Regions from separate parts of the Homo sapiens genome. Here region 2 is linked to region 1. Evidence: chromatin loops called from intact Hi-C (ENCODE). Cell type or tissue: CD14-positive monocyte. All regions are shown on one strand. Region 1 overlaps MAD1L1 (mitotic arrest deficient 1 like 1). Region 2 holds the start of LOC105375127 (a long non-coding RNA gene).

Region 1 (8,000 bases):
GTTGTCAGTACCAACGCGCGGACGCCGCGCAAGGCCGGGGCGGGGGACTTCCCTTGGTAAACAAGCTGTAATTGTCTCTTTTATTGATCAGTAAATCTCTGAGAGCTTCTCTTCGTGACGGCTCTCTTCAGCCTAACTCCAGGCTAGCACTGGCTGGCACAGAAGAAAAGCATTAGAAAGTTTGTTGTTTGTACCCTTTCAAGAACCTGTTTTGTCACCGGTAGTGAAACAGCAGGCACGGTGTGGGTGTGACTTGCTATGACTTTTTAACAGCTGACTCCACCTGCGGGCAAGTCCACTTCATTTCCACCTCAGCAAATGCGGTGATTAACTGCTGAACAAACAGGCGGCTGGCAGTGCTGACGGGGGCGTCCCAGACTCGCTTTAAGAAGCACCCAGCAGAGTTACATTGTCCACTGGCTGCTCCTCCTTAGGTACAGAAACGTCCCGGTTCTAAGGAATAGAATGTGCTCATCATGCAACGAACGGCCATGTGAAGAGAAGGTGAGCAGTCGGCATCACCTGGAAGAAGTCAGCTGAGGACAGGGCCTCGGTGCCCTGGATACACCGGCCGATGGGGGCCGGGGGCAGCAGTAGAGGGCGGCTCTGCCCTGGCCTGCGATAGTCGGGCAGAGGGGCTGCTCACCCAGGGAGGCTGCAGGAAGGATCTGGGCGCCCTGGGAGGCAGCGGTGGGGAAGGGCACTCCAATCAGAGGGAACAGCGTTGAGTAGGCGCCCAGAGGACCCTTGCGAAAGAGCAAGAGAGATAATGACGCTCATTCCCTCATCAGCAGGTGCTCCGGCGCGCTAATTACCACAGAGCTTTTGAGTATAAGCCCCAAGCATGCCGATGATTCCCACGCAATGAGAGACAGATTCCCAAAGAGGCTGAGAACGCCATAGCAGGGGGCAGGACACCTGGGCAGCAGGGGCTGAGACAGTGGGCAGAATAGGGCCCAGTGCCCTTGGAAGAAGAAACCCAGGGCACAGCCCTTGGGCCTGGGCTTGGGAAGGGCAGGGGAGATCAGAGCAGCGAGACCAGGAAGCCGAGACAGAGACCAGGGCTGCGGGTGGTGAGAGCACCCACAGGAGCGGGAGACTGCAGGACGCCGGCCCTGTTGGAGGTGCTGCAGGCAGGGGAGATATGGACGGAGGCACCGCAGTGGGCAGAGACCGGCCCCGTGGCCCCCAAGCAGCGGTCACTTGAGGTGTGCATGCCCAGGCCAGCCCCCAAGTCAGACCCAACACACACACCCAACGAAGCCCACATCCTGCCTGGACCGTAACTAGATGTGTGACCTTGGGAAAAACAAAGAGCCTCTCTGAGTGTGAGGACACTCAACCACACAGGAGAGGGCAGAGAACGCCTCAGCCTCACTGCGAAGTTCAAATGCAGCATGGCACAGAAAACCAGGCACACGGAACCCGCATACACAGGCGATGAATGCACGGCAGCCACGGTGGTCACTTCTGTCCTCGCTGCTGTCTGCCTGGTTCTTCCACTATGACTACAGCTGCTCGTGAAAGATGGCCAGGAGAGCAGGCAGGTGGGGCAGGCGCGTCCCGCACGATGGGGACAGCCTCTGGCCATGGCCACGCCTGGTGAGGCAGGCGCCCAGCACTCCCTAAGTCCACACCATGGACACAGAGGGCTTCCCTCCTGGGAGTCAGTGGCAGCCTGAAGGGGCTGTGTGAGGCAGGCAGGCAGCTCCATATGCAGAGGCCCCTCCTTAGAGCCCCAGCACCAACCCCCACTTTCCAGAGAAGCCCAGAAGTAAGCTGAGTACCGCGTGCCCCCTCCAATGAAGCAGCAGCCCCTCACCCATCTTCCTCCCTCACCCAGCCTCCGCCACCCACTCCCGCCCGGCCTCTGCCACCAGTGCTGTGGAGCCTGCCTCCCTCCCTCCGCCCCCTCCAGCCCAAGGCCGAGGCCCACTCTGCAAGGGCTCCAAGGCTGTTCTGCACATGCGACATTCTCTGCAGGGCCTCTTCCCAAGCCCATCCCACCTCAGCTCAGCCACCTCCACCCAACTCTGAGTCACTCCACAACTTCTCCTTTTTTTAGAAAAGGAAATGTATGGTCATAAATAGCTGAAAAGCCCTGTTCTAATTACCTCTCCCGACGCATGGAGCCACCACAAGAAACTGAATAGATTCAGGCGGGAACGTGGGGCTGCAGACACGGCTCTGCCCACTGACGCCGGCACCATCTCCTCGCTGCCACCCGCCTCCCCAGAGTCCTCTGCCCACTCTTTCCCCAGACCCCCAGTCACCAGCCTGGACAGGTCTGCTGTGACCCCAGCAGCAAGATCGCCCCAGACAGGAGAAGGCCCTGCTGGGACAGAGGCTGGGAGAGGCAGGAGGCCTCTCTCTGGAACCCTCATCCCAGCTGGTCGTTTCCCAAATGAGCAGGACTCTGGCATCCGTGGGGCCCATCGAGAACATGATGACAGGCGAAAGCGGCAGTAATAAGCGCCTCGGAGGACCCACGCGGGTCAGACAGTCCTGCGCTCCAATCTGACACAGACCAGCTGTGCACCCTTGGGCAAGGGACCTAACGTCTCTGAACCCACCCTCCTTGTGCAAAACGGGGGCACGAATGCCCCAAAGAGTGCTTAAAAGGTGCACCAGGATTAATAAGTACATGGAGACAGCACCCGTCAATGGAAAGGGCAGCAAGGAGGGCCACTTACGGCCACAGGGGTTGGGGGTGGGGGTCGGGCTGCCCGGCCCAGCCCCAGCCACCCCCCACACAAGGCCACGCCTCGCCACCCTCCACCCACGCAAGGCCACGCCTCACCACCCCCAACGCAAGGCCACGCCTCGCCACGCCACAGTGCTGAGTGCACATGAGGCGGCGTCCCTGTGCTCGGCCCACGCCTGCTCCTGGGCCGGATGCCCTGGCCCCCACAACCAACTACAGAACGCTTCGCCTCCTGTCTGTCCCTCGCTTCTCTTTCCTGGGCCTGCTGCCCCTAAACGAGGTTTTTTTTTTTGACAACTGACTGTTTTCAAGTATGATTCACTCAGGCAGATTTTAATTGGTGACATCAGCACAGCATGCTAATGCTACATATGACTTAAGCACACGTTACCTCATTTGATCTTCAGAACCGCCAGGCAGGCACAGGGCTGAGGGAAGAGGACTCAGCAGCTGCGAGCTGTTGTGGCTGCCCTGTCGCTCAGACCACGGAGGGGCAGAGCCCCGGCTGGTGCTGCAAACAGAGGAGCCGCCCAGGCTGCGGCCCTACAGTCCCGGGGTCAGCGCCCAGCCCGGGGAGGCAGTGCCATGGACAGCCTCACTGGTGAGACCACTGGAAGTGGCTCTCCATGATCGGGGGGGGCACTAACCCCCGCTCTGGGCTGCCGGAAGGAGGAACTCACGAGGCCCGAGATTGCTATCCACAGCCCCAGCGTGACCCCAGCATTCCCATCAAGGCGTGCACCCGGCCCCGGCACCATGCGGCCCCCACCCTTGCCTTCCTGCGGCTCTGACCCTGCAGTTCCCAGCAGCCTTCAGAGGACGGAACGCCATGGGCACACGGCAGCTGTGAGACCGAGCCGCAGGGGGACGCCCGGCCCTGACATCATGGGAACAAGCTAGAGCAGAACACCATGAGGACCCCGCCTCTGTGAGAGCAAAGCCAGCTCCCTGGGTCCTCTCTCACCTGCCCGGGCTGCCCTGGTACCCGGAGTCTAGGGGCCTCCTGGGAGGGAGGCTGACCCGGTGGCTGTGGGCAGAGACGAAGGAAAACATCGGACGGACTTCAGGCACTAGTTAAAAACACACACAAGACAGGAGAAACTTCATCTGAGACGACAGCGGCCTAAGCAAAAAGAATACTTTTTTTTTTTTTTAAGACAAGGTCTTGCTCTGTCGTCTAGGCTACGGTGCAGTGGCACAATCTCAAGAATGAATAACTTAGAAGAAAATGTATTAATTTAATGGTTAGAGTAGAAAGGCTAAAACTGAAAGTAGCAAGCTAACTAACCAACATAAAAAATGAAAAAAAACAAAACAACATATGCAGAAAGTATAGGAATAAAAATAAAGATGAGAGCATAAATGAGCAAATGTAAAAACAGGTCCACAGAAACTTCCCGTACTAAAATGCACTGAGGAAAAAGCAATGAAAACAAAAGAAGAGGCGACCTAAGAACAGTGGGATGACCGTGAAGGTGGAACCTACTCATGACAGGAAAACCAGAAGGAGAAGGAGGCGAGGAGCGAACACAGTAAGTATCTGCCGTGATAATGGCCGAGATTTGTCAAATCTAAACCCCAGATCCAGGAAGCTCAGAGAACATCAAGCAGGAAAAATACCAAAAACTCCACACTTAGCCATATCATATTCAACTGTGGAAAATAAGACAGCCTGAGAAGGGAGAGCCCTTCATTATCAACCAAGAGAGTGAGAAATGCATCAGACCTCCTGACCGAAGCCACTCAGGCAGCAGAGAGGGGAGGGAGGTATCCAAGTACTGAAACAAAACAGCACCAGCCTGGAATTCTGCATCCAGCAAGATGATCTTCTGTAAGAAAAGCAGAAAGAAAAACTCTCAGCGGGGCACACTGGCTCACACTTGTAATCTCAGCACTTTGGGGAGCCAAGGCAGGCAGATGGTCTGGTGTCAGAGGAGTTTGAGACCATCCTGGACAATGCGGCGAAACCTCGTCTCTACTGAAAGTAGAAAAGTTAGCTGGGCATGGTAATAGGCGCCTGTAATCCCAGCTACTCGGGAGGCTGAGGCAGGAGAATCGCTTGAACCCAGGAAGTGGAGGCTATAGTGAGCCAAGATCGCACCACTGCACTCCAGCCTGGGCAACAGAGTGAGACTCTGTCTCAAACAAACAAACAAACAAAAAACACTCTCTTAGACAAACGAAAACTGGGGGAGATTGGTCATTGGCAGCCCTGGCCCCTGTAAGCAGTGTGAGGTGGATTCTCCAGAGAATCCCATGAGAGGTCAGAAACTCAGATCTATGTGGAAAGACAGAGCAGAGAAGTAACAAATAAGGAAAAATAAAATCTACTTTATTCATCTGTTTTTTTCGAGACAGAGTCTCACTCTGTTGCCCAGGCTGGAGTGCAGTGGTGTGATCATAGCTCACTGCAACCTCTACCTCTGGGGCTCAAGTGATCCTCCCACCTCAGCCTCCCAAGTCGCTGGGACTGCAGCTGTGAGCCGCTGAGCCTAGCTTACTTTCCTTAGTCTCGTTCATCTAATGGACGATTGTTTGAAGTATAGGAGCAGCAATGTGTGGGGTGACGATGGTGCAGGGATGGGTGAAATGAAGCAGCAGGTGGCACGGGAGGCAAGGGGAATGGGCGTGTTCTGCGGGAGGCGCCCACCCTGCCTGTGACCTGGTCAAAGGCCATCTGACCATGGGCTTAGATTCATGCTAAATGTATGCTGCAAACTCTAGGATAATTCTGTGCTTGGCTCATGCCTGTAATCCCAGCACTTTGGGAGGCTGAGGCAGGTGGATCACCCGAGGTCAGGAGTTCAAGACCAGCCTGGCCAACATGGCGAAACCCTGTCTCTACTAAAAATACAAAAATTAGCCGGGCATGGTGGCAAGATCACGCCACTGTACCCCAGCCTGGGCGACAAGAGCAAAACTCTGTCTCCAAAAGAAAAAAAAAATTCTGTGCTAACAGAATTAAAAAATTAAATCATATAACATGCTCAGTTAAAACCAAACAAAGCAGATAAAGAAAAGAAGATTTAAAAAAAACAAAGAACAAGTGTCCCAATAGAAAAGAGTAACAAACATGGCAGGTATTAACAGTATCAACGATCATTTCGAATGTGAATGATCTAAACACACCAATTAAAAGACGGTCAGGATGGATTAAAAAAACAAGACCCAATTATATGCTGTTTATAAGGAACCCACTTAAAATATAAACACACTTTGAAAGGAAAGGAAGAAAGCTAGACCACACTAAGCCCAAATAAAAGAACGGTGGAGCAGCTTGATCAATCTCAGGCAGAACAAGGAAACGATCAGGAATGAAAAATGGCACTCCATTCCGATAAAAAGGTCATTTCTCCAAGAAGACATGACCGCCCTTAACATGCATCTACTTAACAACAGTGTCTCAAAATATGCGAGGAAAACCTGAAAGAACTACAAGGAGAAATGGCTCAATTCACTGTTACAGTTGGAGGCTTCAACACCCTCTTATCAGAAACGGACAGATCCCGCAGGCAGAAAATCAGTGAGGACACAGCAGAATTCAATAGCCCCATCAATCAACTGGGTCTAAATGACAATGACAGAACACTGCATCAACAGCAGAATATATATTCCTCTCAAACTCATATGGAAAATTTACCTAGACAGACCACATTTGGGCCATAAAACACACCTAAAGAAATTAAAAAGAATATAAAGTATATAAAGTAAGCTCTCAGACCACACTAAAATTAAACTGGAAATCAGTAACAGAAAGATAACTGAAAAATCCCAAGATATTTGGAGACTAAACAATCCACTTGTAAATAACGCATGGGTCAAAGAAGTCTCAAGAGAAGTTTAAGAATAGTTTGAACAAGAAAATGAAAATACAACCTATCAAAATTGTAGGATGAAACAAAAGCCATGCTTAGAGGAAAATTTATAGCATTGAATGTAAATGTTAGAAAAAAAGAAGGATCTAAAATCAATCAACTAAGCTTCCCATTAGGAAACTAAAAAAAGAAGAACAATGTAAGCCTAAAGCAAGAAATAATAAAAATTGGCCAGGTACAGTGGCTCACGCCTGTTATCCCAGCACTTTGGGAGGCCAAGGTGGGTGGATCACCTGAGGTTGGGAGTTCAAGACCAGCCTGGCCAACATGGTGAAACCCCATCTCTACTAAAAATACAAAAATTAGCCAGGCGTGGTGGCAGGTACCTGTAATCCCAGCTACTTGGAAGACCGAGGCAGGAGAATCGCTTGAACCTGGGAGGCGGAAGTTGCAGTGAGCCGAGATCACGCCACTGCACTTCAGCCTGGGAGACAGAGCAAGACTCCATCTCAAAAAAATAAATAAATAAAAATAAAATAAAACAAAATAAATAATAAAAATTACAATAAAAAACAGTGAAGCTGAAAACAGGAACTCCATAGAGAAAAACCAACAAAACCAAAAGCTGGTTCCTTAAAATTCATAAATCTGTAGCCAGGTTAACCAACATTAAAAAAAAAAAATAAAAAAAAGGAAGACACAAATTACTAACATCAGAAGTGAAAGAGGAGCCATCACTACTAATCCTATAGGCATCTAAAGGGTAATAAAGAAACATTATGAGCAACTCTACGCCCAGAAATTTGATAACTTAGATGAAATGGACCAATTCCTTGAAAGACACGAACCACCAAAACTCACATGAGGAGGAAGAGATCACATGAATCGGTCTTTCTAGTGGCCTGCCCACCCCCAGCTCCCTTTCTCTTTCCTGACTGAGACACACAGAGGGCCTTCACCACCATGTGAGCCAGGCAGCTGCATACTTCCCCTGTGGGCTTGAGCATTCCATTACTGCCTGAAACAGAAAGATCAGCATGTTGCTGTCACATAGAAATTGGCGGTGAGCCAATTTCCTTCAACTCCCATAGAAACTCCACAATGAGACCCCTCCCTGTAGACATACTCAGGTCTTGCTGTGGTCACAAGGAAGCTGCTGCCCCCTCTGTAGGCAAGTTCCCCTAATAAACGCTTCAAATGATCACTCAGGGTTTAGTGCTTCTCTCTTTGGAATCCCAGCCAGCCCCATCTCAGGCGGGTTTGTGGCTATCCCTTGTGGGCACTTCCTACAGTCACTTTGGCGACGACCCCAGCCCTGGGTTCAGCCAGAAAAAAAACAGGCTGTATCTATGAAAGAAATTAAGTTGATCACTAATAACCTCCCAAAAAGGAAAGCACCAGACCTAGATGGCTTCACTGATGAATTCTACCAACTACTTCAGTGAGAAATGATACCAATTCTCCAAAATCTCTTCCAGAGA
Region 2 (8,000 bases), 90 kb after region 1:
ACAGCATCACTCAGCACCTGGCTGCCTGGGACAGCCGGAGGGCCTGAGGATGGCAGCGCACCGGGAGGCGTGGAAGGAGGCAGGGCCAACATCCCTAGCAACACAGAGGAGTCGCAAGCACCTTCCCTGCAGGCGGTAAGCCAGGAGTGTGTGGGGCGGGACAGTCAGAGTTGGTGAGGTCTCGCTGCCGGAGCATCCGGTGGCAGGAAGCCCAGTCCAGAGGCTGCAGCCCAAGCCACAGCAGCCCTGGGGCAGAGGGGGCTGGCCCTCGAGGATTATGTGGTCACTGCAGGGTGGTCTTTGCCACCCCACCACCTCCCCCTGAACTACCCACAGCCTCTTCGCTGGACCCCTGCATCCTCACGCACCGACACACTTCCTGCTCCCCATCCCGAAGGCCTCTTTCTCCAGGTCGCTCTTCCGACTGTGTGAGGTAACCATGCCACTGCCGCGCTTCCAGTCTTCAACAGCTGCCCGCTGCAATCATGCTGTGATCCCCGCACTGTGCCAGCCCTGCTGGCGTCCCAGCAGCTCGTCTGTCCCGCTTGGTCACCCCTGCCCAGCCCCCGGCTGCCCTCAGGCCTCTGCTCAGATGCTGCCTCCTGGTAAGGCCCTGCCTGGCCCCCAGTGACGTCTTTCCCACCCTGTCATTCCACAACACCCAAAGCATTTCCTTCACAGTGCTTTCAATAATTTCAACGCACTTCCTATGTTTCAAAACATTAGAGGGTATTTGAGGGTCGGAGATGGTAAATGCTTGGACACAGTGATGGGTGAAAATGGTTTCTCAGCTGCCACCCAGACCTGCAAGGGCACCCATGGGGATGGTGCCTGGCACATGTCGCTGGACTGTGTCCCGGGCTGTGACACCATAGCTCTCCACAGAAGAGTCCAGGCAGGGGACAGGAGACACCGGCACCCCCCCACCCCCCACCAACAGGATGCTCAGTGGGGACATGAAACCCATCCAGGTGCTCGGAAAACACCTGTTTTAAAACTTGCTGACCAAAAACCCCAAAATGGATCATTTTTAAATACAAGGAGCACTAAAGATTTTCATTATGTACGATAACATTCCCATCAGAAGAGAACAAACTTGGGGGCTGTAGCAAATGAATTCCGGTGGGATTCATGTCCGCTGATCACTATTCAGGCCCCACCTCATTATCATAGCAGGCTTAATTGGCATTTCATCCCCACATTGTGTCTCACAAACGAACAAGGTGTAATTATGGTAAAAAGAGCGCTCCGACGGTTTTGGTTTAATTCATGTCATTCATCCGCGTCAGAATCAGCACAGATGTTCTACTGGAGGACAGAGAGGAAGATGAGTGGCTTTCAAATTATACTTTTTTAGTTTAAAACTTTATTTAAAATAAAAAGTTATTTAAGTAAAATTTACAACACAGTGTTTTTCTCCCTTTGTTTTACTTGCTATAGGGCATTAACTTTCAAAGGCTGGTTCTGCTTAATTTGATTTTTCATTTTCAAATGAACATCTGTGTTTAGGTCTAAAAAGCTCTTTGTTTAAACATACAGAGCCCCAGAAAGGGTCTGAACAAAGCCTTCCTCTGTAAACACTTGATTACCAGGAAGGCTTTTCACAGGGAGCCAGGGGTTGGCAGAGGGGGTTTCACTCTGGCTTTCTCTCTAAGGTCAGTAGAAACTTTCATCTCCTTTCAGAATGGGAGAAACAAAGGCAGCAGCCCTGGGGAAACGGCTCAGCCTCGAGCTCCTTCTGAGCTAGGGACGCGGCAGGAGCGGCTGTCAGAAATGGGCCCAGGTGGCCTCCAGGAGCCGGCCCGATCCACGATCAGTTCCATCCCTTCTTCACTGGCACATCTCTGAGGCAGCTCCTGGGGAAGTGCAGGGCCCCCGCGAGGGCTCGCAGGAAGAGCACGGGACAGACCAAACAGGCGCTACCAAGTATGGGTTCCAGACCCCCACCCGGCCATTCCAGACGCCTCCCTGTGCTGCGCACACAGCCTCCCCGCACCCGCTCTGCAGCTCAGAGCTGCTCACCCTCAGCTCTGGGTCCTCCGCACCCACTTCGGATTCCCATCAGAGGACAGGCCCTGCCTGTGGGCCCATCACCATCCCATCTCCCACCTAGACGGAAAACCCGAGCTCTGCTCCTCCTGAAATGAGGCCAGCCCTCTGGTGTCAATTACATGCAACTTCCCCGGGCCTCGGCTTCTTCTTCAGGCCACATGGATAGTCCCTGCCTTAAGCAGCCCATGAGAGCACTGGAGGCGCACACACAATCAGGTGACGAGAAGCGGCTGCAGCAGCCGCAGGGAACACGGCAACACAGGAGCCGAACCCGGCACAGCGGGAGCCCCACGCCCGCCAACCCCAGGAGGACACTCAAGAGTGGGGCCCCAAGGACTCTGTCATTTCAACTCACTTCCTATGTTTGTAAACGTCAGAACTCATAGCAGGGAGGTGTGCGGCCTCAGGATCCCAGCAACAGCCCCCAACAGCCTCGAGATGCTCTGGCGTGTCAGCTTTAGGGACTACATCAGAAGACTTCCCCACAATCCAAGATTGTCAAGAGCTGGTTAACGTAGGAAGTTTAGCAAGAGCTCACTGCGGCTGCGTGGGTCTAAATAGTTTTAAACACTTCTGTGTTTTTATAGCATTATATTTAGAAACCTCTAAATAAAACTCATGGCGAGTGTTGCAATAATATACATTTTTTAAACTAATTGAATGTTGCCATTACAAGTGCTATTTTGGACAATCTGCTAAATATGTAATTTAGGAATTAAGATTCATATCTTACAGGATACGCTAATTATTCCTTTGAATCCGTTTGGGTACTTTCTGAACACACACAAGAAGTCTGAGAGTTGGCGACAATATCCACCCTTCTCCACAGCGCAGAGGTCAGGCCACTAGTAAGGGCACAAGCGTGGGCTCAGCACAGTTGTGAGAGTGCAGACCCAGCTGCGCAGGCCGGAGGTGGCCATGAGGCCCACGCCTTTCCAGTCCAGGAGGCTCCGGCTCAAAGCAGCGGGAAGTTCAGTTTATTAAACCACAGCCGATTTTCCTAAGGCTCCCCTCCACTGATCTCACACACGTTATCAAAATGACACAGATGTCCAGATGGCAGCACCTCGAAGATTCTTGAAGCCTCCTCCTGTGACTTCAATGACACAGATGTCCAGATGGCAGCACCGCAAAGATTCTTGAAGCCTCCTTCTGTGGCTGGACTGTGCGCTCACAGCCGTGCCGCCATGCCCCACGCCTCGGTACACAGCAGGCACAACCAAGCGAGCAGCTGCCCGGCTGCTCCTGTTCCCTTGGCGCCTCGAGGTCCCGGCTCAGAAGCCACGCCCAAAGCGGAAATCAGACCCCGCAGGGCTGTGACTCGCACAGACACCTCCTCTCCTGTGAAGCATCTACTTCTATTAATACAGCCTGAGACAGAGTTCACTTCTTCTGAAGTCACAACCCAACAGTGATTCGCTCTGACTCACACTGGCAGTGGAGAAAACTCTGGAGTGACTCAGACGTGCGGCAGATGAAGGCCTCCTTCCCATCCTCAACACAGCCAAGTCATTTTGGGTCTCAAGTGTCTCCCTTTTGTCCCAAATCAAATTTTTCTTGCTGAAGAGCCATCATTTCAGACTATTAAGATGCTTTCAGATCTGTGACGGGCTTCACCAATTAATAAAAGCTACTTCTATACCGATACTCACCGCCTGCCCCCAGTGCGGTCCGAGCAGGGAATTCCATGGTGCACGCCCATAAGAAGCGCTTTCTGCATCTCACAGGACAACAGCCGTCTGCGCTCAGACCCCACCATCTCCCTCAAACACAGTTTCCCAGCAGAGCCGAGGAGATGACGGCGCGGGCAAACCCTTCCTGTCCAAACAAAGCTCACTACATCCCTGGCTTGCTCTGCTCTCACCCCATCCCTCCCTCGAGTCCTGTACACAAGTGAGGGGAGGAAGAACGGATCAGGAAGCAGCAGGGTACAAAGAGCAGAAGAGAGCTTCGGTCTCAAGTCCACAGGGCACGCTGCGGCCAAGTCCTCCGACGAAAAGTAAATTAAAGACAAGAGGAACAAAGAAGAAACAGGGAGAGAGGAGGAGCACACACACCGAGCGTCCACTGTGCCCGCCCCTCGCTCCCCCCACACCATGCGGTCTGTGTGATCGTCCCACAGATGAAGACTAGAGGGGCTCGGGAAGCCAGGCCTCAGAGCCCGCAGGCGCCTCCATGCACCCCTCCACCTCTGCACGCTGGCTGCCCAGCCCCCAGTCCCAGGCGTGGAAGCCTCCCAGGCGGCAAGGAGCTTTCGAGACCGTGGCTGCTCAGCCCTTGCTCTCTGCTCTAGTCAAGGAGCGTGCCTCGGAATGAATGAGGTACAGTCTTTCCCTAAAGTCACCGGAGAACAGAGATCAATGAAAAAGGAGGAAGGGAGGAAAGACAAAAGACTTGAGAGGAAGCAAAACGAAACCAGCTTAGATTTGATCCCGATACGTGGGAAATCAGGTGGGGAAAAGGGGCTACAACTCCATGATGACCACAAGTCCAGAGGGCTGTGCAAGCCAACACGGCTGGGGGCTGCAGAAAGCACCACAGCAACTGTCTGACGCCAGGTTGGGGCCAGCAGCCGCACGCTGGAAAACGCAACACACAGCCCACACAGCCCTGTGGGGGCAGCTAAGCCCAAAACCCTGGCGTGGCCCAGCAGGAGCAGGCCTGTGCGGAGTGGACCTGCACACACAGCAAACGCACACACCGCGAACGCACACACCGGATGCTTCCCGCTGTGGAGACCCACAAGGCAATGTCTTCTGAAGTTAAAAGGATGCCAGGATCCAGCAGTCCCACTCCTAAGTATGTGCTCAAGGAAAAGTAAGAGTTTAGATCATACAAAGCCAACATTTCCAGCAGCTTTACTCCATTTCACCAAACCCAGAAACAATACAGATGTCCTTCAACCAGTGAACGAATAAACAAGTCCCAGAGCAGCCGTGCCTGGAGCATCACTCAGCAACGAAAAGCAGCGCTGCGATTCACACAGCCACGCGGTGAGTCCCAAATGCACCTCCATGAGCCAAAGATGCCATATTTGTATGACGTTCTGGAAAAGGCAAAATCACCAGACAGAAAGCATGCTGGGGTGGCCAGGGAGGGGAGTCTGGGGTGGTGGGGCCGCAAGTCAGCCCCAGGCATGTGAAAATGCGCAGCTGCACAGCAGAAGGGCAAATGAGGCTGTATAGACAGTTTTTTTTAATCAACCAGAATGAAAAAGACTCAAAATGAAACACCAGCTCTAAGCGGTAAACCTAAGGGAACCACAAACAAAGAACACAACACCAGGCAGTGGGAAACACAACGGCACCCACGGTGCTGAGAAAACGCCACTTCCACTGGGAACGGTAGGCCAAGGACAGAACGGCCTGTCCACAGACACTGCACCCTCGCAAGTCAACCTCTCCTCACAGAGCCATGGATTAGCAATTCCAGAAAGACCCTGTGCGCACGTGAGGACTGGATGGGTAAGTAAAACATGGTGTGTGCTGACACCTGGGCTTCTCAAGACCAAGGAGACAGCACAGGAGGCGAGGACAGCCCAGGGGTGCTGGATGGAGCCAGTGTCAGGGTGTCCACCGAGGGGCCCTGGGGCCCTGACACACCCGGAGCAGGCAGCACCCCACACCCACATCTCATCTCTAAGCAGCACTCGGCAACAAGAGGAAACAGGGCTCACTGGGAAAGTGGCGGACTGCAGGAAAAGGGCAGGAAAAACATCTAAGTTTAGAGCATCCTGCAGTGCCAGATAGTTTGAAAAAAAAAAAAGGCTTTAAAAAAAGATGAGGGCAAATCACAGGGCACGAGAGCCCAACTGTGAGAGCTCCCAGTGACCAAGGCTGAAATACCGTGAATGAACCGAATCCGCAGAGCACTGGGTCACGGCCGTGAAGTAAAACAGAGAAGGAAGCAACTGACACAAATAACCTACTCGACGAGGGGCAGAGCCTCCCTCAGCAAAGCGTCCCACTCAGGAAACGGGGACGAGGGGCAGAGCCTCCCTCAGCAAAGCGTCCCACTCAGGAAACGGGGACGAGGGGCAGAGCCTCCCTCAGCAAAGCGTCCCACTCAGGAAACACGGAAGAGACGGGCGGACAGAAAACCGCCCTGGGGCCATGGTGACAAGCCCCGCAGCTGAGATGCACCAATAGATGCTTGAACTAGGAGGAGAAGTTTTTGTAAGAAATGGGGGCTGGGCACGGTGGCTCACAGCTGTAATCCCAGCGCTTTGGGAGGCTGAGGTGGGTGGATCACCTGAGGTCAGGAGTTCAAGACCAGCCCGACTAACATGGCGAAACCCCCTCTCTACTAAAAATACAAAAATTAGCCAGGCGTGGTGGCAGGCGCCTGTGGTCCCAGCTACTTGGGAGGCCGAGGCAGGAGAATTGCTTGAATTCGGGAAGCAGAGGTTGCAGTGAGCCAAGATTACACCACTGCACTCCAGCCTGGGCAACAGAGCGAGACTCTATCTCAAAAAAATAAAATAAAATAAATAGGATATTTGCATATTCTCAAAGCATCTTCCCCAAGATACTTATTATCAGAACAAAAGCCGCAGCCATGCATTTAGGGAGGCCTTCGCCAGGTGACCGGAGTGACCACACCCGCAACAGAACATGGTGATGTCGCACACCCCGACATCACACACCCAGAGGGACATGACATCCCTTTTAAGATTTTCTGTCCAAAAATGCATAGCTTCAACCTAATCATGTATAACATCAGACTCGCTCCAACTGAGGAACATCCACAAAACACCAGCCCGTGCTCTCGAAGAGGCGGGGTCACGACGACAGGAGAGACCGAGGAGCAGATTCTCTCCTGTCCCAGAGTGCAGGGCAGGACAGGGCCACCAAACGCCATGGGGATCCCAGGCCAGATCCTGGCACAGAAAAAGGAGCTCAGTGGGAGAGCCGGCAAGACCTGAACGCAGTCAGGACCCGCGCCTGCTGCACCCAGGCCTTACAGCTTCTGATAACTGTACACGGGCTCACAAGACGTTACCCTCGGGAAAGCTGGCGGAGGGTGCGTCGAAACATTCTCCACGACTTCTGCAACTTTCCTGTCAGTGTAACATTATGTCAAAATGAAAAGTTCCCAGAAGAACATGCCAGACACATGAGAAAGACAAAAGGGCAAATGGCCGGATGGTAATGACTCATCCCAAAGGCCATCTCAACACACCTCGGGCGGGAGAGCCCTGAGCCAGCCCACGGTCTGAGCAGGGAACCAGGGGGCCTTCCCTACACAGAGCACAGCTCCCACCCTGCAGCACCGCCCAGCCGGGGCCAACACCAGAGGACGCCATCCTCCTTAAGGCCACAAAGTGTATGGTCCTAGGGCATCTTTCCTGAAAGAGACAATTGCGAGAAATGAAAGCCTGGCTGCCGGGATCAATCTTGCGGGTCACCTCCCTGCAGCAAGGCCCAAGCCGACGTCACGTGGCAGAAGGATCTTCATGAAGATGAGCATGGCTACGACTTGAACGGTGGTTTCTTAACAGGGTCCAACAACTACAGCCTGTGGCCAAATCCCACCCACAGCCTGTTTTTGTAAACAACTTTTGTTTTTTTAACAAAGTTTTGATGGAGCACAGCCACCCAGAATCAAATACGAATCGCCGCTGCCGCTCTCACAGCACGATGGCAGAGTTCAGCGTCTTCGACAGAGACCACCTGCCCGGCAAACCCCAAAGAGTCCGTTCTGGCCCTTCACACAAGACACTTGTCAGACCCATCTTTTGAGGCCCACAGGTAGTTCTGGGATCTCGGTAAGAATCTGCTTTGCAAACACAAGGGCCTCGAAGCCCCGCCTTCCGGTGAGCACCGCTGCAGCAGCAGGGAACCTTCCGGAAGAATCTGTTCCCAGGGTAGAAACAGTGACGGGCCAGTGCAGCAGAGAAGAGCAGAGCGCCTGGGAGACCTGCATCAGAGCCCGAACAGCTGGAGGCG

Evidence for each region. A loop is a pair of places that touch in the nucleus more often than their neighbours do. Peaks named below come from ENCODE experiments on the same cell type or tissue, not always from the same donor. Only the 100,000 strongest peaks of a DNase experiment are listed, where the experiment ranks them.
Region 2: a loop joins it to region 1, with 2.8 times the contacts of the local background. A loop is called at or near these places in 4 of 110 quality-filtered maps.

Annotation. Positions count from the first base shown.
Region 1 is chr7:2,016,919-2,024,918 of GRCh38, forward strand. The region is part of intron 12 of MAD1L1 (mitotic arrest deficient 1 like 1); the gene reads right to left. Among named protein-coding and RNA genes, the nearest start is that of SNORA114, 68 kb to the right of the region's middle. RefSeq lists a silencer at 2,694-2,743 and enhancers at 2,884-3,033, 3,075-3,894. In CD14-positive monocyte, no CTCF peak of the experiment used is centred here; DNase peaks (open chromatin) are centred at 2,023, 3,073 and 7,503; H3K4me3 peaks cover 4,152 bases; H3K27ac peaks cover 4,671 bases.
Region 2 is chr7:2,107,059-2,115,058 of GRCh38, forward strand. All of the region lies in intron 11 of MAD1L1 (mitotic arrest deficient 1 like 1), which reads right to left. It overlaps LOC105375127 (a long non-coding RNA gene), which reads left to right and starts at 3,522. Exons shown (of 2, transcript XR_001745063.2): 1 at 3,522-8,000. RefSeq lists enhancers at 2,459-3,363, 2,881-4,080, 3,076-3,245. In CD14-positive monocyte, no CTCF peak of the experiment used is centred here; a DNase peak (open chromatin) is centred at 3,453; H3K4me3 peaks cover 679 bases; H3K27ac peaks cover 1,621 bases.